Linked DNA regions of Homo sapiens: region 1 is linked to region 2. A link is a loop called in an ENCODE intact Hi-C map of the cell type or tissue named here. Cell type or tissue: heart left ventricle. All regions are shown on one strand. Links, peaks and the distances in the headings refer to the core of each region. The heading gives the core; the rest is flanking DNA. Region 1 overlaps CNN3-DT (CNN3 divergent transcript). Region 2 overlaps ALG14 (ALG14 UDP-N-acetylglucosaminyltransferase subunit).

The links. Peaks named below come from ENCODE experiments on the same cell type or tissue, not always from the same donor. Only the 100,000 strongest peaks of a DNase experiment are listed, where the experiment ranks them.
Region 1: a loop joins it to region 2, with 2.2 times the contacts of the local background. A loop is called at or near these places in 6 of 110 quality-filtered maps.

What each region holds. Positions count from the first base shown.
Region 1 is chr1:94,949,238-94,965,133 of GRCh38, reverse strand. CNN3-DT (CNN3 divergent transcript) reads right to left here. Exons shown (of 3, transcript NR_168377.1): 3 at 1,864-2,155. Among named protein-coding and RNA genes, the nearest start is that of CNN3, 30 kb to the right of the region's middle. In heart left ventricle, for the core only: no CTCF peak of the experiment used is centred there; no DNase peak of the experiment used is centred there; H3K27ac peaks cover 3,244 bases.
Region 2 is chr1:95,035,159-95,051,054 of GRCh38, reverse strand. All of the region lies in intron 2 of ALG14 (ALG14 UDP-N-acetylglucosaminyltransferase subunit), which reads left to right. Among named protein-coding and RNA genes, the nearest start is that of ALG14-AS1, 18 kb to the left of the region's middle. RefSeq lists enhancers at 6,670-7,278, 7,279-7,887. In heart left ventricle, for the core only: CTCF peaks have their summits at 7,463 (motif pointing right) and 9,277; a DNase peak (open chromatin) is centred at 7,434; H3K4me3 peaks cover 256 bases; H3K27ac peaks cover 1,338 bases.

The DNA.
Region 1 (15,896 bases), core at 4,565-12,564, 87 kb after region 2:
TTATAGTACCTGAAACTCAGATAACAGCTTGACTACCATGAGAGCTAAAGAGATACCGCCTATCAATGAATAAATGACAACAAGAACACAAACTAAGGCTAAATTTTGTCATTCTGGTTTTCAGAGCAGAAGCTAATTTTTTAAATTGACTTTATTAAAATCATTTTCTTCACTTAAATTTATACTTACCCCGTGGAGGAGATAAAATTAAGGAAATGAAGAACTCTAACTTTTTTGAACATGGGTTTCTATACATTTGAATTTTCTCCCTGATCAGGTTATTATCTGTTATTTTTTTCTTTTTTCTTTTTTCTTTGAGACGGAGTCTCCCTCTGTTGCCCAGGCTGGAGTGCAATGGCACGGTCTCAGCTCACTGCAACCTCCACCTCCTGGGTTCAAGTGATTCTCCTGCCTCAGCCTCTCAAGTAGTTGAGATTACAGGTGTGCACCACCACGCCTGGCTAATTTTTGTATTTTTAGTAGAGACTGGGTTTCACCATGTTGGTCAGGCTGGTCTCAAACTCCCGACCTCATGATCTGCCCGGCCTCAGCCTCCCAAAGTGCTGGGATTACAGGCGTTAGCCACCACGTCCAGCCTCATGTGTTATTTGCATAATTTTGATTAAAAAAAAAAAGACTCTTACACCTTGAGGTTTTTGTTTGATGTGCTGTGCTTCTCATCTACAAGTTTGACACTAGCAGTGGACTATTTTCTACACTTAGCTTATCAATGGAATTCAAAAGAAAAGAAAAATGACATAATTTTATTTTTGGGGAAACTCAGTCTTATTTCCTTTCTTGTGTGATTCTCCAAGGAAAAATGGAGACCAGAAATTTGGTTAAAATATAACTTATAACTGGAATAAATTTTGGCATCTTTGGGGCCAACCCACAACTCAGAGGGAAGCCCACTCTGGAGGCTAAGAAACTCCCAGGGTTAATTGCAGCTAGTAAACATGGATGGCAGGGCTTAAATCCCTGCCTCCATTCTCGTATTTATCCTCCCATTACCCACGGTGATTGCATTCCTGCAGTCAAGGGCATAAGTCATCCAATTTTACTTCCCATTGGTTTTCTATAGCTCCCATTGGGCTGTCCCATCGGAAGTCATTTGTTATGAGACAGAGTCTTGCTCTGTCACCTAGGCTGGAGTGCCTAGGCGTAATCACCGCTCACTGCGGCCTCTGCCTCCAGGGCTCCAAGGCTAAAAACTTTTCTAAATGTTATTTTTGGCTGGGCGCAGTGGCTCACGCCTGTAATCCCAGCACTTTGGGAGGCCGAGGCAGGTGGATCACCTGAGGTCAGGAGTTCGAGACCAGCTTGGCCAACATGGTGAAACCCTGTCTTTACTAAAAATACAAAAATTAGCTGGGCGTGGTGGCGCATGCCGGTAATCACAGCTACTCGGGAGGCTGAGGCAGGAGAATTGCTTGAACCTGGGAGGCGGAGGTTTCAGTGAGCCTAGATCGCACCATTGCACTCCAGCCTGGTGACAGAGCAAGACTCCATCTCAAATAAATAAATAAAATAAAATAAATGTTATTTTCCATACTTCAGGTATGTTTTGTTCTACTCTTAAGGGGAAAAAAACAACCTATGTAAACTAAAATTCAGTAACCCAGTAATTCATCAAGTTTCTCTGTTATCTTAGAGGCACTATAGCAGAATGGTTTAATACCTGGACCCTGGGGTCAGGCTGCCTGGGTTCAAATTCTGTCTTGCTTTTTACCTGGGCAGGCCACTGCACTTCACTGTGCCTCAGTTGTTTCATTTGTAAGGTTAGGATTATAGTTGTAACATCTTTATAGGGTTGTTTTGAAGATGAAATGAGTTAATAGATGTAAAGCACATAGTAACACTCAGTAAACACTCAATAAAAAGCTTTATTAACCTTAATATGTTTCTTCATAGCCCTTGTAAAACCCTAGCCACTCTTTTGCAATAAAGCATTTTCAAAAAGTACCATCGATCCGGGGTTATCTCTGTGTTCTTTTCCTGGAGGATCCTGAGTGCGGGCTGTGTCGACATCACGTCATTAATGTCTTCTGCTCCCTGCACTGTGGTCAAAGGCTTTTCAACGTAGCCTTGGATCCCCTGGGTTTGCTGCAGTTCAGTGCACCTCAAAGCACGATAACAGGAACTGAAATGGCAGAAACTGAAAGCAAAATAAAATTCAGCCAGGAAACACTTAGCTGTTTTTCCCTTTGCTCTGCATGGGGAAAAAAAAAAAAAAAGAGGAGGAGATAAATCGAAAACCTGTAAAATCCAGCATGTACTTCAGGGTTGTTTTAATTTTCTAAATATAAGTACAGTCTTCATTCCTCCCTCCAGCAAATATCTATTGAGTGTTTACTGTGGTGTGCCCTGATTCCCCATAGACATCTGGTGGCTATCTATCCTGGATTTTCTAGAACAATCCTAACTTTAAATGTCTTTGGTGTCTTTTCATGAAAATACATTTAAAAGGCAGTGGAAAAAAGCCTTTCTCAGGCCCCATGGCCAGAGTTTTGTTCCATATTTACTTTCAGCTGTGTTTCTGTTTTCCCCAAGGTCAGGAGCCGCCCAGTAAAAAAAAAAAAAAAAAAAAAAAAAAAAAATCTCCAAGTCCTGAAGGTACTGCAGGAGCCAGGATAGGGAAATTACTAGATGGTATTCTCTGTTTCTCCTCTGGAGAAAGAGTTTTAAGGGTTAAAATTTTCATCTATAACCGTGGTTGTTTCTTTGGGGCTGGCAATACTGAAAACTAACTTTTTGTATTATACATTCTTATAATGTTTGGTTTTTTTACACTTTTTAATGAGATGTATTACTGCGATAAGCAGAAAAGAAAATAAAAGTTTTTTAAACTACTGACTTACTTCCACAAATAAAATAGACATTCTCTTTTTTAGCAACCCAATAACAAGGGGTAGTGAAAAATGATATGCTCCCTGAAGACAGGGACCGTCTGCTTTTCTCATCTTAGCATTCCCACAGAGGAGCACTGAATAAATATCCATCAAAGGAATGAACAAAGGCCTCCTTCATATTCCTTAAATCATCTTTACTTTCCGGAAAGGAACATGGTAGCTCACCTTAACCATGCCAAAAAACATATACTTTATATAAGTCCAGATTTACACACAAAGGATTATTTACTTGATGAAGGGATTTACCAGATTCCTTTCTACAGCAAAATCTCCTCAGTCGATTTAAAGTGTGACTTGATTTGCTTCATTTTTCTTATGAGATAGTGGAATAAATGAGAACTTCGGTAAACCAAGAGCCGGGAGTGTGAACCCTGCCTTAGCCTCTAGAGTAGCTGAGATCACAGGCGTGCGCCACCACGCCCAGCTAATTTTTTTTTTTTAACCTCTGACCTGTCGTGTGTCCTTGGGCAGGTTTTTTTGTTTGCTTATTTTTTTCACCTCCCTGTGTCTTAGTTATCTCTACTCTAAAATGAGAATAATTGGAAGGGTTATAGGTACCATATTAAAGCCCCTGGGACAGTGCTAGAAGCATAAATATAAATGGCAGCTGATATTCTTATTGTTTATTAAACCTTTTCAAAGTATCCAATGCATGAATTGAAGTGTAATTGCAGTGATAACCACAGGCCCCAAAATGTATCATGGAGGCTAAAACCTAATTGGTTTAAAAAAAAAAAAATCAAGCTTTTTATGCTTCATCCCAGATAAGTGATTTAAATGCTTAGACTCACATCGTTTCATGCTTGGAGTTCTGAGAGCACAAGGGGCCCCCTTTACTTCCTTGTTTATGTGACAACAGGGGAAATCTCATCATCCTCCCCTCGCCAGGCTAACTTTTTGAGGTTCAGCTTGAAAAAAAAAAGAGAAAAGTAGCAGTTATATTTGGGAGCAAGGACTGGTGAGCTTGGTTACTGGGATTGAACCCTAGCCTAGAGGAATTACTGAAGGTTGAACCCAACAAAAGTACCTAAACCTCAGTCTAAAGTTTTCAATCCAGGCCAGGCGTGGTGGCTCACTCCTGTGAACCAGCACTTTGTGAAGCCAAGGAAGGCAGATGGCTTGAGCCCAGGAGTTTGAGACCATATGGCCAAGATGGTGAAATCCTGTCTCCCCTAAAAAAAAAAAAAAAAAAAAAAAAAAAAAAAAAAAAAAGAAAAATTAGCCAGGCGTGGTGGCACAGGCCTGTGATCCCAGTTACTCTGGAGGCTGAGGCAGGAGAATTGCTTGAGCCCGGGAGGCGGAGGTTGCAGTGAGCCAAGACGGCGCCACTGCACTTCAGCCTGGGTGACAGAGTGAGACTCTGTCTGAAATAAATAAACAAACAAACAAACAAACATTTCAATGTGATAAATAAATCAAGAGCTGCACTATATAGTGAGAGTAGGAAGTCTCTTCCTGACCCCATCTCTCCTCTTTAAGGTATGAGAGAGGCCTGAGGGGCTTGCAGGCCACAGAGCTGAAGGCTAGGATATCACTCCAACACGGTCAAACAGGAAGAATCCAACTCCCACTAGCTTCAAGAACAAGTGATGGGGAAAAAAGGGAGAAGCAGGAAGCCGGCAACAGACAACTGTATTTTTTCTAGTTACACATGCAGCAACCAAGCTATGTCCACATGGTGGGCTTCCCCGTGTCCGGGTGCATTCACTCTGGCACCTTGCTAAGATTCTTTGCAAGTCAACAAGTCAACAGGCTTCCTCCTCATGCCATGTCTGCCCTGTCCTCCTTCTAGAATCAGGGAGGGACTCTCAGGAAGTAGACCAGACCCACAGGCCCCTGGGCTGCCGGACACTCCCACTCTCCCCCACAAATGAGAAGATCTCCCTATCCCCTCTTGTCCCTGTCCCAGATCCCCTCAGTAGTGATTATGTAATTCCATTACAATTCAGAGGAAAAAGGGATTTTTAAAAAGAGATCAGAGAGGCAGATTGGCCTTCAAGGTAGAGGATCTATAAAACCAGCCCATTCTACCGGCCATAGACAGTGTTCAGATATCCTAGACAAGGAAAGTCCAAGAGGAACACAGAGGGTTAAAGTTCCTCCTGGACTTGGGCAGGTGCAGTGGCTCACACCTGTAATCCCAGCACTGAGGTGGGAGGATTGCTTGAGCCCAGGAGTTTGAGACCAGCCTGAACAACATAGAGAGACACCATGGATACAAATAATTTAAAAAATTAGCTGGATGTGGTGGTGTGTGCCTGTGGTCCCAGCTACTCAGGAGGCAGAAGCAGGAGGATCACCTAGCCCAGGAGGTCCAGGCTGCAGTGAGTGGTGACTGCACCACTGCACTCCAACTTGGGCAACACAGTGACTCAAAAAATTAAAAAAATAAATAAAAGCAGAATAGCATTATCCTTTAAGCATCACACTCTCACACACACAAAGTTAGTGTACGTGGATATTATATCTTGAGTTTATTGAGATGTATGAGAGCACAACTTGTGCTTTTTCGAGTTCTTTACAATTCTTGATGTAATGCTATATAGCACTATATAGTAGATGCTCAACTGATATTTGTGAATAAATGCCTGTGAAATAGAGTCCTGGCCGGGCATGGTAGCTCAAGCCTGTAATCCCAACACTTTGGGGACTGAGGAGGCTGGATCACCTGAGGTCAGGAGTTCGAGACCAGCCTGACCAACATGGTGAAACCCTGTCTGTACTAAAAATACAAAAATTAGCCGGGCGTGGTAGCAGGTGCCTGTAATCCCAGCTACTCAGGAGGCTGAGGCAGGAGAATCACTTGAACCTGGGAGGCGGAGGTTGCAGTGAGCTGAAATTGTGCCATTGCACTCTAGCCTGGGTGACAGAGCAAGACTCCATCTCAAAAAAGAAAAGAAAAGAAAAGAAATAAAGAGTTCTAGAGTGGTAAGGGTAGGCTTCATAAAGAGGGTAGTAAGTTACCTAGATTATTACAGGGCATTGATCAGAATGCTGGTTGTAGTAAACTTTTTAGTTTTATTGTTAGAGCCAAGAAATAATACTAATTCCCCTCCACTTCTTATAAAACATGGCAAGGGGCAGGGGAGATGCTTAGCTTTTGAGTGCCCATTTTTGCTGCCAAAGGTAAGGAAGCTAATTTTACTAGTTGTTCCCTAAGGTACTGGTTTATATCTATCCTCTTTTCAGTCCTGTTGTTCTACCCTGCTTATAAACTTCATCATAAGAATCAAGACATGAGAGGCACAACAGTGAACACAACAGAAGTCAGGCGACCTCACTCTAAAGGGCACTCAACTACAAGAATAACCCATCATTTATTTCTGTTGAAAATGGAAACGTGGGGCAGGCTCCTTGGTGGTAATCTTCGCTGTGCCTGATTCTGATTCTAGGCAGAGACAGAAATTGTTTAATAAAACCCAGGTGACCATATCCTTTCCTATGCAGACATAATGGATTGCAATGTCATGATTATGCTCTGTTCTCCAGGGCTTTTGCAAACAAGTCATTATATCGTGGTGGAAAGTTTGAGGTATTCACTATACCTTGAAAATAATGTGCCTTTCTTTACCAGGGTAGGAACAGCCTCTAAGTGAAGACAGAGGAGTGAGAAATATGACATTTCTGCATGAGTTGGCTACTAGTCGCAACACATCTTGGTGCAAATAAAGGAAGTGTTAGCTGCTTGGGGTGGTTAATTGGCTGGGCCACGGTGCCCAGATAGTGGTGAAACATTATTCTGGATGTTTTTGTGATGGTGCTTTTGAATTAGATTAGAATTTAAATCTGTCAACTTTGAGTAAAGTAGATTGCCTGCCATGGTGTGGGTGGGTCTCATCTAATCAGTGGAAGGGGTGAATAGAACAAAGGTCTCACCTCCCCTAGCAAGAGGAAATTCTACTAGCACATGGTCTTTGGACTTGAACTGTATATCAGCCCTCCCTGGGTCTTCAGCCTGCTGGCCTACCTTGCAAATTTTTGTTTGTTTGTTTGATTGTTGAGACAGAATCTCACTCTGTCATCCAGGCTGAAGTCCAGTGGCATGATCACAGCTGCCTTGACCTCCTGGGATCAAGTGATCCTCCTGCCGCAGCCTCTCAAGTAGCTGGGACTACAGGCACATGCCACTATGCCTGGCTAATTACCTTGCAGATTTTGAACTTGCCAGCCTTCATAATTGTATGAGCCAATCCCTTACAATAAATCTCAACGAATCTCTTTCTATACGTATACATAACCAATTGGTCCTATCTGTCTGGAGAACCCTGACTAATACACTGCTGTAACAAATAATCCTCCCACATTTCAGTGGCTGAACACAATGAATTTATGTCTCTCTCAAAGAGCAGCCCAAAGCCAGAGTTCCCTGTTGGGGGGAGTTTTTCCACCATGCAGTAATTCAGACACCCAAACTTCTTTCACCCATGATCCATTATCCTCCAGGCCCTCTGCATCCTCTATGTCCAGCTGGCAGAAAGGAAAGTGAGAATAGAGAAGACAAATCTGCGTTTTAACCATGGTGGCCCAGATGTGGCCTCCACTATTCCCACTCACTTTCCTTTGCTGAGAATGAATCACATGACTCCATGGAGAGGAATGGTGGGGCTGGGGAAGATGGCCCTTGACTGCAGAGCCACTTCCCAACAACAACTTTCTGCTACGGAAAAGGGAGCAAGCATTTGGTAGCCACCAGTCTTCTTGGTGAACACTTGCTGTCTTACGTGTGTTTTTAAGAATTATTCCACTGCAACTCTAATCTCTTTGGTGTTTTCTCTGACAAGAGTCCCCATCCAATTTGTTTCCTTCTAATACGGCACAGAGCTTATTCTGTGCATTTCCTGAGTGGCCTCACATCATTAGACCTTTCACAGATCTAAAATCTAGCAAGAAAAATAAGGTTAACAAAAATAAAAAGGTTAAATAATAATAGAAGGCCAGCACAGTGGCTCATGTCTCTACTCACAGCAATTTAGGAGGCCAAGGTGGGAGGATTGCTTGAGCTCAGGGGTTCAAGACAAGACTGGGCAACAAAGCGAGACCCTGTCTCTACAAAACATTAGCCAGGTGTGGTGGAGCACATCTGGAACCCAAGCTACTCAGGTGGCTGAGAAAAGAGGATGGCCTGAGCCAGGAGGTTGAGGCTACAGTGAGCCAAGGGTTGCGCCACTGCACTCCAGCCTGAGCAACAGAGAGAGACTCTGTCTCAAAAAAACAAAACAAAACAGTAGAAGGCAGTATGTTATTACATGTGCAGAGAACAGGACAGATGGTAAGTATAATGTGTGTTCAGAAGAGGGAAAGTGGCCGGGTGCTGTGGCTCACTCCTATAATCCCAGCACTTTGGGAGGCCAAGGTGGGCAGATCACTTGAGGTCAGGAGTTCGAGACCAGCCTGGCCAACATGTTGAAACCCTGTCTCTACTAAAAATACAAAAATTAGCCAAGCACGGTTGTGCATGCCTGTAGTCCCAGCTACTCAGGAGGCTGAGGCACAAGAATCACTTGAACCCAGGAGGCAGAGGTTGCAGTGAGCTGAGATCGTGCCACTGCACTCCAGCCTGGGCAGCAAAGCAAGACTGCTTCTCAAAAAAATAAAAAAACGAGAAAGAGAGGTTCTGTAATCAGATGAAGTAAACGTGTAGTTCACTAGAATCTTTTTTTGTTGTTGTTAGGTTTTCCTTTTTTCCAAAAAAGATTTTAAGTTCCTCATTAACCAAATATTTGAGTATCTATTTGTTGGCTGGCTCTTACTAATATCTTACTCACATCTCCCTATATCACCTATGCTGGTACAGAGCATATAGTAAACACTGGCCTCTCTCTAATTCTACTTCAGAAATATCTCATGTCCATTTCTCCATATGCACTCCCCATCCCTAGCCTATGAACAATGCCCTCTTCCTTCTTGCCTAGCCTACTGAAATGTACTCCCTGCTGGGCTTCCTATTTCTAATCTCTGACCTTTTTAACTCATATCCACAAATCACCAGAGTTATCATCCTAAAACACAGGTCAGATTGGGACAGACCTTGACAGAGAACAAATTCCACAGGCCTTCATATGTTAGTGTGCTAGTTTGTTTTATGCTCATAAATTCCTCCCATCCCAGTTTGTATGCTCCTTTGCAGTGTGACCTTGCTGCTTCTCCCTTGGAGGAGTGGAGTTCGTTTTTCCACCCTCTTGGATCTGGGCTGGACTTGTGACTTGTTTTGACAAATACAATGCAGCAGACATGACCTAAGCGTCCTGAAGCTTAGGCCTAACAGGCCTGGCAGCTTCTGCCTTTGTTCATTTGGAAAGCTGCCCTGAGACTCCAATGCAAGGAAGGCAGTCTGGCCTAGTGGAAGATGAGAGGCCACATGGAGAAGAACTGAGGCTCTCTAGCCAGCAACCATTCCCCAACGTCAACTGTCAGACGTGTGAGGGAGGCCCTCTTAAGCCTTCCAGCCCAGCTGTCACTAACTTACGCAGACACATGAAGGAGCCCAGGGGAAACCAACAGAGGAATACCCAGGCAACCCATGGCATCATGAGAAATAATAAATCGTTCTAAGCCACTAAGTTTTAGGGTAGTTTTTTATTTGTATTTGTATTTATTTATTTATTTATTTGAGACAGGGTCTCACTCTGTTGCCCAGACTAGCGTGCAGTGGCATGATCTTGGCTCACTACAACCTTCGCCTCCCAGGCTCAAGCGAATTTCCTGCCTCAGCCTCCTGAGTAGTTGGGATTACAGGTGTGTGCCACTACCGCCCAGCTACTTTTCATATTTTTAGTAGAGATGTGGTTTCACCATGTTGGCCAGGCTGGTTTTGAACTCCTGACCTCAAATGATCCACCCACCTTGGCCTCCCAAAGTGTTGGGATTACAGGTGTGAGCCACCGCGCCTGGCCTAGGGTAGTTTTTTATACAGCAATGGATAACTGAAACAGGTAGACTCAATAGGATGGGTCTGAAGATGAGGGAGAAGATGTCTAGAATGTCTCCTGTAAGCTGAGGTTTAAGGAAATAGGCAATAAGCGTCGATCAGAATGTAAGCATTGAGAACATATGGGATATTCCATTAGAGATGTCCAGTAGGTAAGTGAATACATGGCTCTGGGGCTGTCTGGCTTGGGCCATCAGTTTCAGTAATAGGGAGTGGATTAAATCACCCAGGACCACCCAGTAAGTGAGAGGAGGCAGAAGTCAAAGGTCAAAAGACAAAACCTTGGGGAGCGCTAACATTTAAGACTGGGCAAAGGAAGGAAAGCCAGCAGCACAGGAGACTGTTTTGCAACACAAGTAAAAGTGGATAGTCTATGTTTATGAGCTTTACTTTTGTTCTTTACTTTTCTCTGGCCAGTCAAAAAAGGAAAAAGAAAAAAAAAAGGCAGTGGAAGAAGCAAAGAAGATACCTGGGATAGGAATGTAAGGAAGTCCCAAGGACCTAATTAGTCATTTTCCGGATGCAAACAAGTCCTGGAAATGCAGGGGTCAGTGCTTTCCAAGGCCCGGGGGAATGCTTAGCCAAGAAACATAGCAATCTATGCAGAAAAGGCAACTAACCAAACTTGCTATGCATACTCCTCTTTCACCAGGATAGAGATCTGAGGGGGACCCAAACAAATTCAGAGAAAACTAGACAAACTACCCACTCTAGTCAACAGCAGAAGAGACGGAGATATGTGCAGAGGCAGCCATAGAAAGGCGCAAGTCAAAATATGCCAGAACACAGACAACACAGTGAGGACAGAAATAAAGATACACGGCGAGGCATGCCTCTTGACTGTCCTATCTCTTCTTCACCTTCATATCTCTCTCAGACACATCAGTGTAGCTTTATGGACTCCTGTCCTGTGGGAAACTAGATGATTACATTTATATTTCAGGATATAAGTGTATAATTACACACTTATGCCAGAGTCAGAAACTCCCCATCCAAAAACTGTTAACAGTTTAAATGAACAGAGCTGCTGATGCTGTTTACAATATGTAGGGAGAAAGAAAGAGAGAGAGTGGGGGAGAGAGAGAGAGACAGTGTGTGTGTGTGTGTGTGTGTGTGTGTGTGTGTGTGTGTGTGTGGTGATCACTGCATATCCCCAAAAGAAACTCAGCTATCTTGGATCTAGTTCCCTAATTTTATAAGTTTTTGGATATTTTTTGACACTAAGACTGCAGCATTGTTTACAACTCTCTGTCTCTTAACTGAGGATTCAATTTAACAGACATACTGAGCAGCCACGTGGTGCAAGGGCTCTACAAGGCACACACAGATGTAGGCAGTAGTGTTCCGGTAAACCAGCATTCCACAGAAAGAGACTTGATTTACAGCATTTGCTTATGTTTTTGTGGTAAAAGTATTCCCACCATGGCTGATTTCAAGCTACCAGTGGTTTAATAACCGAGGCTCATTAAAATCTTGAATATTTAGCATCCCTGGGTCTAACATTTAAGAATGAGGAAATCCGGCCAGGCGTGGTGGCTCACGCCTATAATCCCAGCACTTTGGGAGGTCAAGGTGCACAGATCTCAAGGTCAGGAGATCAAGACCATCCTGGCTAACATGGTGAAACCCTGTCTCTATTAAAAATACAAAAGATTAGTCGGGCTTGGTGGCAGGCGCCTGTAGTCCCAGCTACTTGGGAGGCTGAGGCAGGAGAATGGTGTGAACCCAGGAGGCGGAGCTTGCAGTGAGCCGAGATTGCACCACTGCACTTCATTCTGGGCGATACAGCGAGATTCCATCTCAAAAAAAAAAAAAAAAAAAAAAAAAAAAAGAGGAAATCTGAGGTATCCAAGACAACAGCCAGCACCAACTGTCAGCTCTGTGCATGAAACCATGTTAGTCCTTCTAGCCCAGCTGGCCCTCAGCCAAAGTATGTCCAGGGAAGACCAGCACCATAATCTCCCAGCCAAACCAAGGAATCATGAGAAATGGTGGTGGTTGTTTTAAACTACTACATTTTGGGATGATTTGTTACACAGCAATAGTTAACTGATACACACATAGTAGAGACTGCCTGAGGGAGGGTCAGTTTCTAGAGAAGCAGGAGCCTTTTTTGGCCTTCTTCTCTGTTAAGTTCCCAGGCCTAGTCAGAAGCTATCTGAGAAATTTCCATCCTTCTGTTTGTTACATCAAGACTTCCTAGACACCTGGTACTAAATACAACCACTGGCAGCTCTTATGTTCTTGCCCCTTTGAATGTGCTGCCAGTCCAACTTTTAATCAGCCTGGGGGCTGAACAAAGGAAAGATAATATTTACAGGCAGTTGTTTTAGGAAATTTTGTTTTCTTGAAAATTAGGCTTGATGATTTCGTCAAATGAAAGGAATAGGAAACACTGTAAGCGAGACTACCTAAGGCAGATGGAACATTTAGCAAAGTCCTCCTCATCTGTTTCATTATCTCCTCTGGATACTGACATTTCTTATCTGTCCCGCCATCAGAATTAGACTCTGAATGTCTCTAACTGATTTGTTAAATATTGACTTGATATAGTAGCAAGGAGCCAGGGTCCATTTTTTTCCCACGACACCCCAGTCCTAAAGTTAGTATTTTGTGCAGGTGATACCGTCTCTTTATGAACACTTTTGCAGAGCAAGCCCCAGTTGGACTCCTCTAGGGGATTTTCCTACTAAAGATTTCAAAAGATAAGATCTACTTCTTTGGCCTGTGTACCTTTATCATGTGTGAAATACTGGTGATTTCAAAGTATCAGGGACCAGGGAAACGACAACAAAAAAACTCTTCAAAACATCCATTTCCTAGAGAAAAGCTAGAAAATAATTATTACAAAAGCCAAGACAGTGTTTTCTCCTGGGAGGAGAGAGAGGGCTAATGGGGGTGAGGTGCCATGAGGGAGAAGCCTTCAGGTCATGTTCAAATTCTTACCCAGGTAGTAGGTCATACGGTATATGGACTATAATAATATTTTTAAGCATCTGTGCAATTTTATGCTTTTTGTGAATGAAGGCTTTATTTCAGAATAAGAACAAATAACCAATTTAAAAGTAATGCATTCTGCATTCTGATTTCTTATTGTATGAGCTGGGAGCTTGTTAGAAATGAAGACTCTTGAGCCCACCCCAGGCCTACTGAACCTGCTGATCCTGAAGTGGTTTGTCTGGACATTGAAGACTGAGCAGCACTGACCAAGATTAAAAGACAAGTCACTAGTTCCAAGATATTGGAAAAGTCACATTATCCTTATGCCTATGTCACATCTGCAAAATGGGCGTAATAATGCAGATCTGGCCTCCTTTCCAGGCTGCTGTGAAGAGGATGTGAGATCATACATGTGACAGCCCTTTGAAAAAAACCAGTAAAGCATCGTATACATTAGGTCTTATTATTACCTTGGGATAGCATCCTGAAAGAATCAATTGCAAAGAAGAAATCAGTTATCATTATCATCTTACTTTATGCTGCCTCTGCTTTCCTGGCAGCTTCATGCTTCTCAATTCTGCTCTGTCAAAACTTGCTTTCCTCCCTGCCTTGAGGGTATTACCAGTTTCACAACAGATGCAAGGTCAGCCATGCCCTTTGCAAGGTCTCTGGAGCAGATTACGTCTTTCAAAAGGCACTAGAGTCCCCAATTTAACTTTCTGACAAATCAAATCCACATGTTTGGCTAAGCCTGTTGTATGACAACAGCGTCTGGTCTCACCTGGGCTGAAGCTGAGCTCCAGCAGGAACCGGGAACACCAGGCAGGCATCAGATGCTTTCAATTGTTTATGGCTCTTGGCTTTTATTTTAATTTTTTTGAAGTTTAAAAAAATTTTATTTTATGTGCAGAGAGCTAGCAGTGGTTTCTTTCATTGAGCGCTGTCTTGGATAATCCATTCAGGGAAGACCACTTAGTCCAACTTGATGAGGGCTATAATCCCTTCCATTCTGATGGAAACACAGGTGGCACATATTGAAGTTATAGTCCCAGATCAAACCTGCTGGTTTGACCAGACACAGCAAGAGCAAGAACCGTGGCCAAATTTTCTAGGGTAGTTCCAGCAGAGCTGCTGATGACACATCTCTGAAAAAAGGGCAGTAATTCTGTGCACTGCACATTTTAAGGACTCAAAAAACTTGTTGGTGATGAATATGTGCATTATTTCAAATGTGACATTCAATCTTCTCAACTTCAAAAGATAAAAAACAAAACAAAACAAAACAAAACAAAAAACAGGTCCAAATGGACAGGTAACTAAAGCACTTATTGGTGAGGCTTGTCTAGGTTTTCTTTCATTAGGGTCCTTCTACTGAGTTTCAGGAGTTGACATGATGTTGATATTTTAAGGATGCGGTACTTAAATGCTAGACATTCAGATGTTGTGCTTCATTATTCATTCATCTCAACACATATTGGAAGGCCAGTCTGCACCAGGTTATATACCTGGTTGTATTTGTGTTCTGTCCATACAGTATGGGGAGATATAGGTGTGTGCGTGTGTGTGTGTGTGTGTGTGTGTGTGTGAATGTGTAATTATTTTTGATGACCATATTAAAAAAAGAAAAAAGAAACGAAAGAAAAGAAAGGGAAGGTGTGTGGTGAAACTGTTGAGAACTTCCCCAGTGCCTATTCCAGAGTTAGGCCCTCCTGGTCCAATCCCAGCACTACAAATATTAGTTGTGAGACTTTGGGCAAGTCTAATGATATGTTCTAAATGATATGATCTAAATGTTCTCATCTGTACAACTGTGACAAAAACAGGACCCATTTACTGTAAATATTAAAAGATTTAAACCATGTGCCTGGCATGTGATAAGGGCTCCATAAATGTTAATTTCATGATAAAGAAAGGGACTAGACATCAGCTTTGGGGGCAAAAAGAACCCCATCAAACTTGTAAATGTCACTATCATGATTATTGACACTCTGTTGATGATATTGTGCAGAAAATAATTAACATAACAGGCCCGAACTACTGCCTGTGAAAAGGCAGGCTTGCAAGGTTGGCCCTTGGCTGGTATGTGGGAGAGAACTGAGATTTTGCAAGGGTTCCCACCATTAACTGATAAGAGTGGTTCATTGTGCCAGACTGTTTGTGCAAACAATGTGGTTTGTGCTGAACACCTGCTTTCTTCTGGGAAGCCAGTATTTCCATATGTGCCAGGTTGGGGCTGCCTACATGACCAGGCTCCAGTAAAAACGTGGGGCACCGAGTCTCTAATGAGCTCCCTTGGTTGGCAACATTTCACACCTGTTTTCACATACAGAACTTGCTGCTGGGGGGTTAATTTATCCTTTGTGATTTTACTGACAGAGGAGCCTTAGAAGCTTGTGCCTGGTTTTCCCCAGACTTCACCCCAGATGCCTTTTCTCTTTGCTGATTCTGCTTGTTATCTTTTTGCTGAAATAAATCATAGCCATTAGTGTTACATGATAGTAGGCTGAGTCCTATGAGTCCTCTTAGTGACTCATTGAACCCGGGGATGGGCTGAACTAGTTATCTCTAAAGGAAACACATTTATTTGGGAAAGAGTGGTATCACAGCATCATCTAATTTAATGTAGGTAAACAAACATATCATTTTAAAAAAATGACTCAGAAACATACAATTTGAAAAAGTGTTCTTAAATGAATAAGGGATAAAAACGCTCCAAGCAGCATTGTGTCTTCAGTGACCCTTCTTTAAAATTATAAAAATGTTAAGAGTCTTTAGTGCTGTAAAAATTATACACTGTAGGCCAGGCACGGTGGCTCACACTTGTAATCCCAACACTTTGGGAGGCCAAGGCGGGCGGATCACCTAAGGTTGAGAGTTCGAGACCAGCCTGACCAACATGGAGAAACCCTGTCTCTACTAAAAATACAAAATTAGTTGGGCATGGTGGCACATGCCTGTAATCCCAGCTACTCGGGAGGCTGAGGCAGGAGAATCGCTTGACCCCAGGAGGCGGATGTTGCAGTGAGCTGAGATTGCACCATTGCACTCCAGCCTGGGCAACAAGAGTGAAACTCATCTCAAAAAAATAAATAAATAAAATAAAATAAAATAAAATTATA
Region 2 (15,896 bases), core at 3,489-11,488:
CTAGATAAGATTACCCAGGGAGTAGGCCAGGCACAGTGGCTGATGCCTGTAATCTCAACTACTAAGGAGGCTGAGGCAGGAGAATTGCTTGAACCCAGGAGGCGGAGGTTGCAGGAAGTGGAGATCACACCACTGCACTTCAGCCTGGGTGACACAGTGAGACCCCGTCTCCAAAAAAAAAAAAAAAAAAAATTACCCAGGGATTGATTGATAGAAAATAGAAGAAGACTAACAACTGGGCCTTAGGGCCTTCTATTAATAAATTTCAGATATAGGGGAGCTGTTATTGTCTTGGAAATATCAGCTATCAATTTGTTTTTTGTAGGCTTTTCTCCTCCCCATCCTTTAGAGGCCCTGAAATCCCAGCCCTTAGGTGTCTGGAATAATTATGTCATCCTCCTCAAACCTTCATGTCACAGGCTGCCTGTTCCCTTTTCATTTTCTTCTTGTTTGTGGCAATTAGGGACTTCCGTTTCCTTCTTCCTGGTTCAGATTAAATTGTATTTTTGTTATATTTCTGACAGCATTTAAAACTGTTTATAGAAGGAGGGTTATAAAGCTAGTTTATATTGCTATTCTATCAGAACCAAAGTCAAATTCATTTTCTAATGAAAGTCAGAGTTTTGAGGTACTCTTGGTGTGGATGCCTATTCTGCACCATTTGTGTAAATAGCACCCCTCTCTCCCCCAATTTTCCTCACTTTTTAAATAATGCACTATAATTGTGTAAGTTGCAATTTCCTGGCTATAGAAAACACTCCTGTGGTTACAGGCCTTGAACTATCTCTCTATAATTTAATTTTTTTCGGACTTCTTAAGTGAACCAGAAAATCTGGATCATTTTAAAGCATTAATAGTAACTGCACTTTGTGCTTTGGCAGAAGATCTCATCCATATCGCTCGGAACGCTTCAGGAATAAAAGGGCATCGATTCACACTTGGTTCTGGTGAGAAGCCAAAATCCACATTTTCAACACAGGCTTGCTCCTCCAAAAACACAGAGAGCTTCCCAGAAATCAGAAGATACAAATTAGAAATGTTAATCACTTATAGTTATATAAGTAACAGGAAATTTCTGTCATTTGGTTAATAACTTATTCTGATATGGAATTATCCAATAAATTTCTAAATGTTTTTGCTAGTTTGTAGAAAAAAATTTTATTTTTATTTTATTTTATTTTTTTGGGACGGGATCTCTCTTTGTCACCCAGGCTGGAGTGCAGTGGCTCAATCATGGCTCACTGCAGCCTCCACCTCCTGGGTTCAAGTGATCCTCCTGTCTCAGCCCCCCAAGTAGCTGGGACTATAGACGTGCACCACCACACTGGGCTAATTTTTGATATTTTGTAGTAACAGGGTCTCATTATGTTGCCCAGGCTGGTCTCAAACTCTTGAGCTCAAATGATCTGCCTGCTTCAGCTTCCCAAAAGTGCTGGAATTACAGGCATGAGCCTGTATTTTTTACCTTGCCCTTATTTTTTGCCTGGCCCTTATTTTTTATTTTTTAATAATTTTTTTTTGAGGCAGGGTCTCACTCTGTCACCCAGATTGGAGTGCAGTGGTGCGATCTCGACTCACTGCAACCTCTGGCTCCTAAGCTCAAGCAATTCTCCCACCTCAGTCTCCTGAGTAGCTGGGACTACAGGTGCACACCACTCACACCAGGCTAATTTCTTGTATTTTTGGTAGAGACGGGGTTTTGCCATGTGGCCCAGACTGGTCGCGAACTCCTGAACTCAAGCAATCTGCCCATTTTCACCTCCCAACGTGCTGGGATTACAGGTGTGAGCCACTGTGCTTGCCCCCATATTTTTTAAATGTTTATTTATTTATCTTTTTGTAATTATAACCTTTCATAGCCCTCATGCAAGAAAAAAATTAATGTTGGTATTTACCTATTTATGCTAGATATTAATATACAGCAGATTTTAAGCTAAATTTTAAACTAGTATAATTTTATTAATTGAATGTTAGAGGTGGCCTGCATTTCTTGCACAAATTCTTCATTCAAATTTCTTCTGATTCTTCTGAATCAGTGTATATTTTAATGGTGTATAATATTTTAGGTGCCTAATTCACCTTATTTATAATTACACAAGAGTAAAGGCAAATAATACTCCTGGTTTAATAACTTTTTAACTCTACTCTTCAGCCTGTCTTTCTCTGAGTAGTTTAAGTAGCTTTTTAATAAGAAACAGGCTTCCTTGACTAACAACTGAAATTAGAAAGGCAAAGAGTGGAGAGCTAAGAAAAAAAAAAAGGATATTTGACTGTGAAATTACTTATATGAAAAAAAAATACCTTGAAAAGCCTACCAAAGAAAAAGTAATTTCCACTGGGATTAGTTCTAAAGTAAAGAGTAGTAAAGTAATACCTTCCAGCAAAAATTGGAGAGTAACCTTTCCAAATAGAGCCAATTACCAGAGCCCTATGAAGGTAAATGAAAACTCAAATCAGAACGTTCTTCCTGGAGAGCAATAGGCCATGTTTCAGCAGGGACATCCACCCCTCCAAGGCGTGGAAGGAAATGAGGCTCAGGGCATTGCAGTGTGGATTTTGGTTCATTCTTTTATTTGCTTCTGAATCTGAGCCTTGTTTCTTAACTGCCTCCCTTGGCAACCAACTATTACTCCTTGTAACTTCTGTTACAGCATGAGTTGGCCCCTTTTCACATTACTGAAGAAAAAAGCTCGGTGACATATGAATAAAACATTTTTTAACCTGCATTTAAAAAAATATAGAGTTTTTCATATATAAAACAACAATAGAAGTTGCTGAAAACTGATTTGAAGGGTTAAAAGTCAGAGCCAACTTTCAGGCCACTTAATTAGATTTCCCACTACTCTGTAAGTAGGCTTATGTTTTCCCAATAAACATTATTTATTTGCTAATTCAATCAAAAAATACAAAATGAGTGCTGATTCTATACAAGACACTGTGTTTAGTGGAAATTTCAGCAAATCTTTATTGAATATGCCCCATAATTAACTGTGGCAGGACTATGAGTGGTTATTTTTCTGTTGCTTTGCTCTTTTCTGTTCATTCCAAATTTTATTTATTGTTTATGTTTTCTCTTAAAGAGTCAGGATCTTGCTGTGTTGCCCAGGCAGGAATATAGTGGTATGATCATAGCTCACTGCAACCTCGAACTCCTGGGCTCAAGTGATTCTCCTGCCTCAGCTTCCCAAGTAGCTAGAACTATAGGAATGCACCACCACACCTGGCTTTTTTATTTTTTGTAGAGATGGGGTCTTGCTATGTTGCCCAGGCTGGTCTTGAACTCCTGGTCTCAAGCAATTCTCCTACCTGAGCTTCCCGAAGCTCTGGGATTACAGGCGTGACTCACCATGCCTGGCCTGTTGGTTTCTTAATTTTAAAACTTTGGACAATACAGAAATATGCAAAAAAACAGGCCAGGCACTGTGGCTCACACCTGTAATCCCAGCACTTTGGGAGGCCAAGGCGGGCAGATCAGCTGAGGTCAGGAGTTCAAAACCAGCCTGGCCAACATGGTGAAACCCCGTGTCTACCAAAAATACAAAAATTAGCTGGGCGTGGTGGTGGGCGCCTGTAATCCCAGTTACTTGGGAGGCTGAGGCCAGGAGAATCACTTGAACCAGGAGGCAGAGGTTGCAGTGAGCCGAGATCACGCCACTGCACTCCAACCTGGGTGACAAGAGCGAAACTCCATCTAAAAAAAAATAAATAAATATACAAAGTAAACAGTGAAAGTTTCCTGTCACTATCCCAGTTCCACTCTCTAGAAGTAACCACTGTACCAGTTTGAGTTATATCCTGCCAGTGCTTTTTTTCCCCTTCTGTTACATGTATACATATAACAAAGTATGAATTATATATACACACATACATATAACCCTAGAGACAGTGTTGGGTGTTTTTTGGAAGGAGCAGGTTATGGCTAGTTTATAAATCACATCCTATATATTGTCTGCAACTTTTAAAAAAAATTTAATTCTGTACCTTGATAACTTTCCATGTTGGTTCATACAGGCATGTCGTTATGTTATGTTATGTTATGTTATGTTATGTTATGTTATGTTATGTTATGTTATGTTATGTTTTTTTGTGAGACAGGGTTTCACTCTGTCGCCCAGGCTGGAGTGCAGTGCAGCAATCTCAGGTTGCCCAGGCTGGTCTCGAACTTCTGGGCTCAAGCTATCCACCCACCTCAGCCTCCCAAAGTGTTGAGATTACAGGCGTAAGCCACTGCGCCTAGACTGCTTTTTACTTTAAAATGATTGTAAACTATAGTATTGTTATACCATTTCCTATCATTTTCAGTTTTTCACTAAATGCTGTAGTATTATTTTATTCTGTAAGTTATTTTAAAAAGTACATTTTATACACATTCTGCAAGCACTTTTATAACTTTCCAATTTTACTGCAATAAATATGGGAAATAAAGAAGCCCAAATTAAATAACTTGCTGACATTAAAGGGCTTGTCAACCCTTGCCCACTCTAGCATTCTGCTAGATCAGCAGTCCTCAACCTTTTTGGCACCAGGGACCAGGTTCATGGAAGACGGTTTTTCCACAGATGGTGGAGGATGGTTTCAGGATGAAACTGTTTCACCTCAGATCATCAGGCGTTAGTTAGATTCTCTTAAGGAGTGCACAGCCTAGATCCCTTGCATGCACAGTTCACAATAGGGTTCGCACTTCTAAGAGAATCTGATGCTGCTGCTGATCTGATAGGAGGCAGAGCTCAGGTGGTAATGCTGGCTCACCTGCCACTCACCTGCTGCCGTGCAGCCCGGTTCCTAACAGGCCACAGACTGCTACTGATTCACAGCCTGATGGTTGGAGACTCCTGTGCTAGATTGTTGATTGAATTCCTATTCTGAAGTACACCTAGAAGTTAGGAGTATAAATATATGGTGTAGAAACCAGTGTAATAGATATTCCAAACTATTTTTGTTGTGGCCACTATGCCCTCTATTCATATTTTTCAATAATTTACTCAAGCCAGCAATACTGAGTATACTGAGTATATACTAATAGAATTAGTATAATAATATAATACTAATTAGTATAATAATATAATACTAATTCTATTAGTATACTATTCTATTAGTATACTAATTATTAGTATACTATTCTATTAGTATACTAATTATTAGTATACCATTCTATTAGTATATTAATTCTATTACTATGCCATTCTATTAGTATACTAATTCTATTAGTATGCCATTCTATTAGTATATTAATTCTATTAGTATGCCATTCTATTAGTATACTAATTCTATTAGTATGCCATTCTATTAGTATATAGTATGCTAATTCTATTAGTATATAGTATGCTAATTCTATTAGTATATAGTATGCTAATTCTATTAGTATATAGTATGCTAATTCTATTAGTATACCATTCTGTTAGTATACTATTATACTAATTCTATTAATATACTAATACAGTATGCTAATACTATACAATTAGTATACTAATACAATGTATACATTGCAGTACATTTGCAATGTATATGCAAACTCTACACATACTACTGATTTGGACTCTAGTCTTCTTTAAATCACATTGATATCCCTGGCTGTCCACATTTAGCTTCCTAAAACACTGCTTTGCACAAATAACCTATTATTCCAACATTGTCAATGGTTTCCTTAAAATGAAAAAGTATACTTGGAGCCAAAAGCCAATGTCCATTACATTCTTTCTCTCTAAAATCAGAACCAAAAGAAGAGTATCTGCCATTAGTCATACTGTGTTTTGTTTTGGCCCTCCACCTAAGTCGAAATAAGAGGTATAAACATTGAAAAAGAAGAAATAAAGTAATATATGCTATAAATAATTATATCTAGAAACAAAATCAACAAAAGACTATCAAGTAATACAAGTTCAGAAAAGTATCAGATTCAAGCCAAATATGCAAAACTCAATCACTTCCTTATATGCTAGCTTTAACTGTTAGAAAAATAATGAAGAAAGAGACCTAAAATATTAAACACTGGGAAAGGAGCTTGAATAAAAGGAAATGATCAATATGGGCCCAATAGTGAAATCTTATTGAGACATTAAATATGGTAAAAATAAATACAGAAGCATGTTCCTGATGTTTAAAAACTTAACAAAGATTTTCAGTTTTCCCAAATTTATAATGCAGTAGGTGTCAGAATCCTAATGCTTTTTTTAAAAAAAAAATACTTTGTTTATTCAGCAATAAATATTTGCTTTCCATTTGCCAGGCAATATTATAGATAGTTGGGATACACAAGTGAACAAAAAACACAAAAAAATGTCTGCCATCATGGAGCTCACTCCACTTGACCTGGATGAGAAGACAGTAATACCAGACATAGTGAAGAAGAAAATAGTAAAGTCTGTTAGAAGGTGATCAGTGCTGTGGGGGCAGATTGCACAGGGATGGGGAACTGGGAATTTTGATGGGGTGGAAAAGTTGTGATTGCTCTTAGGACCTTGAAGGCGATGGGGACTCCTGAGAGAAGAGTGTTTCAAGCAGAGGGAAAAGTCTCTGGAAAAGCCATAGAGAGGAATATTCCTGGATGTTGGTGCAATAGCAGGTAATCCTGGTCCCTGGAGGAGAGTGAGTGGAAGGAGAGACACTGAAGAGGAGATGGGAGGAGTGGGCAAAGACCAGATAATTTAGGACCTTGTAAGCCCTTTTAAAAACTTCCTCTCTTAATCTGAGGAAAATAGAGACCTGTTGGAAAGTTTTGCTTGGAGGAGTGACACAATCATACTGTTTTACACAGGTCACTCGTGTGGCTGTGTTACAAATACACCAAAAGCAAAACCAAGGAAATCAGTTAGGAGGTTGTTGCAGAAATCCCAGCAAGAGATAATGTGGCTTGCATCAGGAGGGCCAGGAGTAAGGGAAAATAGTTGGATTCTGGATGTTTTTGAAAGTGGAGTTAACAGAATTTCATGGCAGAAAACAGAGGAATCAAACATGACTACAAAGCTGTTCTGAGCAATTGTAAGAATGGGATTGCCATCACCAACCCTGGGATGTCTGAAAGGGGAGCATCCCGATCTCCAAGGGTCTTTAAAGTGTTGCCTAGAGGAACCTGGAAACTCCCTGGGATTTAGAGGGACTTCCCAGAACCACTTTGCACAGATTCAAAACCGTTTCCTAAACTCTACACACTTGTGCACTCTCTCTCCCTCCTTCCCTGTCTCCCTTCCTCCCTCATTCCCTTCTCCCTCTCCCCTCCTTCTCTCTCTTCTTCCTCTCCTCTCTCTTCAACCCTCTCTTTCTCTCTCCTCTCTCCCCCTCCTCGCTCCTTCTCCTTTCCTTCTACTTCTTTTCCTTCTCCTCTCTACCTTCCTCTTTCCTCTCCTTCCCCTAAAAGGTCCTTGAAGCTTCAGAAATGGACCAGGCGGGCCCCTCCAAGTGTTGAAGGACTTATATTTTCTTTCCTCTGCAATGTCACTCCCTCATCCTGCCACCAGGTGGCAGTGCACTGCTGATCATTTAGCCGCTGACCTGCACTAGTTCTCAGTAGAGGCGGTAGAGAGCTGAACATAGAGCCTGCAGTCGGCCTTTTAATGCCTCATTCTTTAATGTGAAGTAGGGCTTCTCATCCTCGTCACTATTGACATTTTGGGACAGACAAATCTTCATTGTAGGGGAATGTCCTGTGTGTTACAGGATGTTAGCAGCATCCCTGGCCTTTATCCACCAGATGCCAAGAGTGCTCCCCCAACCCCCACCACCAGTTATGGCAACCCAAAATGTCTCCAGACCTTATAACGTGTGTATGGGGGGCCTCCCCTCCCATCGCCCTTGAGAATCAGTAGTTGAATCAACATCTACAGAATATCAGACATTTGAGGAAAGCCTCTAAAGAGAAAACTAACGAAAGGAACTAGAGAAAAGGGCATTTCAGTGGCAGTGGGGAGTTTAAACGAAAACAATTATGTTCGAAGAAATGAGAGGGCATTATTTCATTAAAACAAGAATGAGACCTATTTTTTAAAAAACTAAGAACAAAAAAAACCCCTTGGCTATTAAAATTTTGATTTCAGCAATAAAAATTCAATGAAAGATTGGAAGATCACATTGAAGAACTCAAGAAAAAGATTAAAAGCATAAGGAAAACGTAAAAAACAGTAGAGAAAGGCAAGAAAATTAGACAACCAAACTGGATGTTGCAAGTCCATTATTCAGAAGGAACAAGGAAATGGGAAAAGTTCAAAATGAAACAAAATTATGACCCAGGGAAATTTCCAAAACAGAAGGACCCGACTTTTAAAATAAAAGGACTATCCTGAGTCCAGTGAAAGTGTAGTCACAAGACACGTCATGTACAGTTTCAGAACTAACGATGAAGAGAAGATACTAAAAACTTCCAGAAAGAACAAGAAAAGGAATCACATTTGAGGTTTCAGAAGTACAGTGGAGCAGTGTCTCAAATGGATTCCTCATGTACCCTCCCACAGAGGGTGTGCCCCACCAAAACAAGGGGCACCCAAAAGGGAGACTCAGTTCCAGGGATCTGGGCCTCAGTCCAGGAGAGAAGGGAAGGGAATTCTCAGGACAGCAGTGAAGGGAGTTCCAGTGTGAAGACTTCATAGGTGGTCCTAGAGAACAAACAGTTGGGAACAGAGCAAAGTGACAGAGAACTCCAGAAGACATGGTGCCAAGAAAGTAACAGGAATGATAAATAACGCGAAGAGTCTGACGAAACTGAGAAGACCAGAAGAACTTTCAAACTGTGTGTATGTGTGTGTGTGTGTGTGTGTGTATGTTTAAATCAAAGATAAGCAAAGGACAATGAGTGCTTTGAATGCAGAGGAGGGAGAGATCTCTGTGAGATAGAGTGTTGGGGTGGGGGCTTCTTCAAAAGAGTAGGGAGATATTGGTTGATTTTTGGTTTTGTCTTTGAATATTTTTCTGTATTTTCTAAAGTTACAATTAGAAAACAGCTATTTTTTAGAAACAAAACTAAGAAGAGATACAAGCCCCAGTGGGAGTAAAAACCTACTAATATGAAATATTTATTTTTTTATAAATATCTAAATAAATATTTTCTACAGAAATAATCCAAACACATACCACAAGCACCAATATTTTGAGGCTCATATCCTTTTATTTTGGAAGTACAAAAGTTTTGCTGCTAGTGTAATAAATAGGGATTCTTTTGGTTTGCATTCTTTTTTTGGTTTTGCATTTTCTGTTTATATAAGAATCAGTGGCAGTTTGGTGGTTGCAGGATTTATCAACCAGCTCTTCTAAAATTAACATGACATTCTTCCACTGAACACCACCTACTGTTTTCCACAAGGTGGGGTGCTAACTTCGCACAGTGGACTGAGACTGTGTACAGCTTGCTGAGATGTCTACATTGAGTGTATTTGTTGTTACTTTCCACAGTTCCTAAGCAGTTCTTTTTTCCCTTTCTTTTTTTTTCTTTCTTTCTTTTTTTTTTTTTTTAAAGAGACGGGGTCTCACTGTCTGCCCAGGCTGGGGTGCAGTGGTGCAATCATAGCTCACTGCATCTTTGAATTCCTGGGCTCAAGCAGTCCTGCCTCAGCCTCCCAAGTAACTGGAACTACAGGTAAGGCCCATCACACCCAGCTAATTTTTTAATTTTTGTTTTTGTAAAGATGGGGTCTTGCTGTGTTGCCTACGCTAGTCTCCTTCTGCCTTGGCCTCCCAATCAGTTCTGAAAGAAATGTTTGTAACTGTATAGTTTAAACTGTGGGGTTTTATTTAAGTTTGTCAACTGTAATGTATATTACAACTGGTGGCTTAACATAGTTATGGTTTTGAGTGTGTATAATGTATATGTGCACTTTTCCTCATTCATATGGACCTTAACTTACTGAATTATAGGTAAAGGTAAAAAAAAATCTCTAATTTGAAAGGAGGCCGGTCTAAATGAGCAAAATATTTGAATAAGAAAATATTTGTAATTTACTGCAAATAGAGATTCTGATGTGGCCATTTCAGTGAATAGATTCTTATTTTTGAAATAGTATATCAGGTAGATATATACATGCTTTTAAAGTATTTTAAACAGCTTAATCTCTTAAATTCCTCCCCAAATCTCAATTATTCCTTCCTCTATCTCTAGACCTAAAGCCAGTCAGGTTAAACTTTCTTTAAATCATGTTCTGAACAGATGAAATTAAAATAGCTGTGAATAACATAGTGCCGTTATTTCAACCTTGTGGTAATTTAACCAATTTCCCAGTGCCAGTTAAATTTGTATTGTATGGGATTCTTACAACATGAAGAGCAGTAACATTTTATAATATAGTACTGTTGTTTCTCCATTTCAAAGCAAATTTATGGCATTCTAATCACCAATGTTTGGTTTTAAAAACATAAATAGCACAATTAAAAAAAAAATCTATACCTTTGAGTACAAACATACAATTTATTTTGTGCTGTTATAAAATCAGGACATGGCCTGTTTTGGAATTCCCTACGTCCTTCCTTTTGTACAAATGGAGGCTGTTAGATCCTTCCAGCCTTTAGGCCCAAGGAAATAATTCTGGTAGTTGCAGTCACACCACGGACAGCATAATTCTAAGCTCTGCATGTGGCCAGGCTGTGACTAGAGATGTACTTACAGTTTTAGTCAGGTTTGACCAAGCAGGTGAGCATGGCAAGGAAGTAAAAGGGAAACAATGGGTGCCGAGGGATACTCCCTTGTCCTTCAAATACCTGGTAGATGCTCACTTTATGGTGCTTATGAAATGTCATGAAGCAACATATGAGTAAGGGAGCTGTGGGTCCTGCTAATAACCAGCTCTGTCACCTTGTGTGAATCAACCCCTCTGGGCCTTAGTCTTCTACTGTGAAATAAGGAGGCCTGGCTGAGATTAGGAATCTTATTTATTTATTTATTTATTTATTTATTTATTTATTTTGAGACAGGGTCTCACTCTGTCACCCAGGCTGGAGTGCAGTGGTTCAATCTTGGCTCACTACAACCTCTTCCTCCCAGGCTTAAGCTATCCACCCACCTCAACCTCCCCAGTAGTTGGGACCACAGGTGCGAGCCACCACACCTGGCTAATATTGTATTTTTTGTAGAGATAGGGTTTTGCCGTGTTGCCCAGCCTGGTCTTGAACTCCTGAGGTCAAGTGATCCGCCCACCTCGGCCTCCCAAAGTGTTGAGATTACAGGCGTGAGTCACTGCACCCGGCAGAGATCTCACACCTGGCTTTCAAGTCTGACTTGTCAACGTCAAGCGAGGCTTCTGCTCCAGGCTGTGTTTCTCCAGGGCCTGTCAGCATCAGTCCAGCATCCAGATTCCTGAATATTATCTTCCTAGATTCCCAGTTGTCTTCCTCCGTCCACTTGCCTGCTAGGTCTACCCATTGCTTCAGTTATAGTACAAACTCCTGTCTGTCCCATTTCAACCTAAAATACCTGTGTATGTTTTCTAATATTGATATATTTTATACTTAAAGAGTATTTTACCAACTCAAAATTATGCTCCAAACAAGACCACAGTGAATCATGATGTGCTGTCAGCCTGTTTCCGCTCTTGCTATTTGCTCCCCAGGTCATGACAGTACCGTTCACCCTAGGTAAAAACCTGAGAGTTATCCCAAACTCTCCAGCGTCCTAAATCTCCCTTCTCACTGCTTGTCATCTCCATTCCTCTACCTTAGTGCTGCTGCTGGCCGTCAGGCCTTCAGCATCATTCTTCTGATGTATTTCAGTGATCTCCCCAATGATTGCCCTTCTCTGGTCGTGCCCTCTCCCCTTCTGTCCATTCTCTTCATAATTACTAGACTGGTATTTCTTGAATGCATTTCTGCTCCCATTATTCCGCTCCAACTCCATTTTCTGTTGTTCCCTATGTTGCTTCTTACGTACCAAAATACAGTTCCCCAGATATTCCATGCTATTTCATGTCTCTCAGCTCTGAACACGCTGCTTCCTCTGGCAAGAAGACCCTTCACCAACCACACCCACACTATTATACTTAGAAAATTTTATATCCTGCACAAGTTAGATCAGGAATCTCTTCATGAAGCCTGATTTACCTTATCAAAGAATAATGTATTGGCTGGGCGTGGTGGCTCACGCCTGTAATCCCAACAATTTGGGAGGCCAAGGTGGGAAGATCATTTGAACCCAGGAATTCCAGACCAGCCTGGGCAACATAGGAAGACCCCGTCTTTAGAAAAAGTTTTTTTAAAATCAGCAAGATGTGATGGGGCATGCCTGTAGTCCTGGCTACCCAGAAGGCCAAGGTGGGAGAATCGCTTGAGCCCAGGAGGTCAAGGATGCAGTGAGTCATGATCATGCCGCTGCTCTCCAGCCTGGGCAAGAGAGGGAGACCCTGTCTCAAAAAAAAAAAAAAAAAAAACCTTATAGTTTATCACTTTGTTTTTTTTTTTTTTTGAGGTGAAGTTTTGTTCTTGTTGCCCAGGCTGGAGTGCAGTGGTGCAATCTTGGCTCACTGCAACCTCCACCTCCCAGATTTAAACAATTATTTTGCCTCAGCCTCCCAGGTAGCTGGGATTACAAGTGCCCATGACCACACCTGGCTAATTTGTTTTTTGGGGTTTTTGTTTGTTTGTTTGTTTGTTGTTTTTGAGATGGAGTCTCACTCTGTCACCAGACTAGAGTGCAGTGTCACGATCTTGGCTCACTGCAACTTCCTCCTCCTGGGTTTAAGCAATTCTCCTGCCTCAGCCTCCCAAGTAGCTGGGACTACAGGCACGTGCTACCATACCCAGCTAATTTTTGTATTTTTAGTAGAGACAAGGTTTTACTATGTTGGCCAGGATGGTCTCAAAACTCCTGACCTCAGGTGATCCAAACACCTCGGCCTCCCAAAGTGCTGGGATTACAGGCATTACAGGCGTAAGCCACCGCGCGTGGCCAATTTTTTGTATTTTTAGTAGAGACAGGGTTTCACCATGTTGGCCAAGCAGGTTTCAAACTCTTGACCTTCAGGCAATCCACGTATCTTGGCCTCCCAAAGTGCTGGGATTACAGGTGTGAACCACCGCACCTGGTCCAGTTTATTACTTCTTACTTGGTGCTAACATTATATTTAATAATTGTCTCATATTATAGTTATCCCTTTGACTGCAATTATCACTTTTCCTGTGCTGTCCTGATAGACTGCAGTGAGTTCCTTGTGAATGTCTTATTCACCTCTGTTTCCCTAGCCCAGTTCCTGTCACCTGGCAGGTGCTTGTTGAAAGTTTAATGAAGAAACAAGTGAATGAATCCATGCTTAGAGAGTACAGCTCTGAAATTCAATGTCGTAAACAATTGTTTCATACATGATTTTAATATATATATTTTATTTTAAGAAAAGGAATGCAATTTTCTTACCATTTTAAGGACAAAGGAAGGGTGCTTCAACTTCAAGTGACATAAACCTACGCTTAAAATTGGCTTGAACAATAAAGGGAATTTGTCAACTTACAAAACAGGAAAAATTCAGTCTTATTTCTGGCGAGGCTTGGTCCGGTTGCCCAGGCATATCCCTATAGCAAGAGTTGTCTCTCTGCTCTGTCTTCTGCAGTGGCAGCTCCACCGGGCTTCCCACAGTGCTGCCTCCAGCAGCTCCAAGCTCTCTCATTAGGGTAACAAAAACCTGTAGCACCTCCTGGCCTCATGTCTCTTCCTCTTCATGAGGAAGAAGAGGATCTCTTACAGCATATGGGAGAGAGAGCCCCAGCAAACATCTCCTGCCTCATGGTACTCCAGTGGGGTTATACTCCCATCTTTCAGCTAATCATTGTAGCCAGGAATGATTCCTCCATGTTGCTTCAGCCATTCCAGGCCTACTCTTAGAGGCAGGGTTAGGGGTGAAGGGGACAGGAGGCAAATACCACCAAACCGTCCGGCTGAGAATATGAGAGGAATGAGTTACCCAAAGGAAAATTGCGATATTGTCAAAAGAAGGAGTCAATAAAGGCTGAGAGAGAATAAATGTGCATTTATAAAAGGCTTTAAAAATCTTTTGAGCCAGAATCCCATAATTTTTTCAGAAACAAACTACTTTGTTTTTCCCTGAAGTCTCAGACCACCAGGCAAGGAGAAGCTTCTGGAGGTAAAGTGAGGGGTGGTTTCAGGCCCTGGGGCAGAGCTGGAGTGCAGCCTCATTTCTCTTTGACAAGCCAGTCTTGAGCCAGCTGTGGGATCATGGTGGCTAGTTAAGGATCCCTGATCTCAGCTAGCCCTCCTTGCTTCACAGTGGGACACTGAGGTCCAGAGAGCTTGATTCATGCAAAGTAAGTGGTTATCAGCAGGACCCATCATGGGACTGTATTAGTCTGTTCTCATGCTGCTATAAAGAACTGCCCGAGACTGGGTAATTTATAAAGAAAAGAAGCTTGGGCCAGGCGCGGTGGCTCACGCCCTTAATCCCAGCACTTTGGGAGGTCGAGGTGGGCGGATCACCTGAAATCAGGAGTTTGAGACCATCCTGGCCAACATGGTGAAACCCCGTCTCTACTAAAACTACAAAAATTAGCCGGGTATGGTGGCGCATACCTGTAATCCCAACTACTTGAGAGGCTGAGGCTGGAGAATTGCTTGAATTTGGGTTGTGGAGGTTGCAGTGAGCCGAGATCGCACCACTGCACCCCAACCTGGGCAACAGAGTGAGACTCCATCTCAAAAAAAAAAAAAAAAAAAAAAAAAGAGGTTTAATTGACTCACAGTTCCACATGGCTGGGGAGGCCTCAGGAAACTTGGAATCATGGTGGAAGGCACCTCTTCACAGGGTGACAGGAGGGAGAATAAGTGCCCAGCAAAGGGGGAAGCCCCTTATAAAACCATCAGAACTCATGAGAACTAACGCACTATCACAGGGGAACTGCCCCCATGATTCAATTATCTCCACTTGGTCCTTCCCATGGGGGTTATGGGAACTACAATTCAAGATGAGACTTGGGTGGGGACACAACCAAACTATATCAGGGGCCCACAGCACCCTCACTTATATGACACTTCATGGCATTTCATCAGCACCATAAAGTATCTACCAAGTACTTGAAGGACATATAAAAAAAAATTTTGTGGTAAATTATGGTCATCTTGATTTCATAATGATTAGTTGAACCATCCAACATACATTTAAAAATATACATTGCATTATTTTTAAATAGTTATGAAAGAAAGCTGAAACCATTTTTGGTTGAATGAAATTTTACCATTTTAACTTTGTCTTGTTTCCAGGACTTTTCAGTCGTGTGGCATTCACTAAATAATAAAGGTATTGTATGTTTCAGTGTGTGGTAACAGCAAAGAATGACTTCATCAACCACTTGATCTCCTCTGTTGTGGTTTATGATGCCATCTGGATTCTTTGGTGGAATTATTTCCATCTAAATCACTATAAACTCCTATTTAGTTTTCACAAATCTAAAGCCAGATATGTTTGTGGTTTTTAACAGTGATGTAATTCTGGAACATACTTTGAAAGTTACAAGTTGTCATATACTGTTAGTATTTAACTCAGTGTTTCATATACTATCAGACACTAGAAGCCTGAACAAAATCCATTTCTCTGTTTTTTCACTCTTCAGCATCCTACTTTTCTTGTCTCTCTTGCCACCATATATTTGATTATACATCAGTCAAGTTCATATAGGGAGCGTTGGGAGGCCTTGTGGGCATACAGAGTACTATGGGACATGGCCCTGTTCTACAGGAATTAGGAAGCTGAGATGGAAAGGTTGTTTCACTGTTTCACTAAAATATGTTTTCTTCTATACGATAGAGAATAAGAAAGAGTCTTACTTCTTTGGCCAATAGTGTGAAAGAGACTGGATTATATTGAAGACAGGTAAATTTTGCAGGATATACACATTGAACTACAAAGAAAGAAAGAAGAGAGAAAGAGACAGAGAAGAAAGAGAGAAAACAAAACAAAACAAAACAAAAACATCCTTTCTAGGAA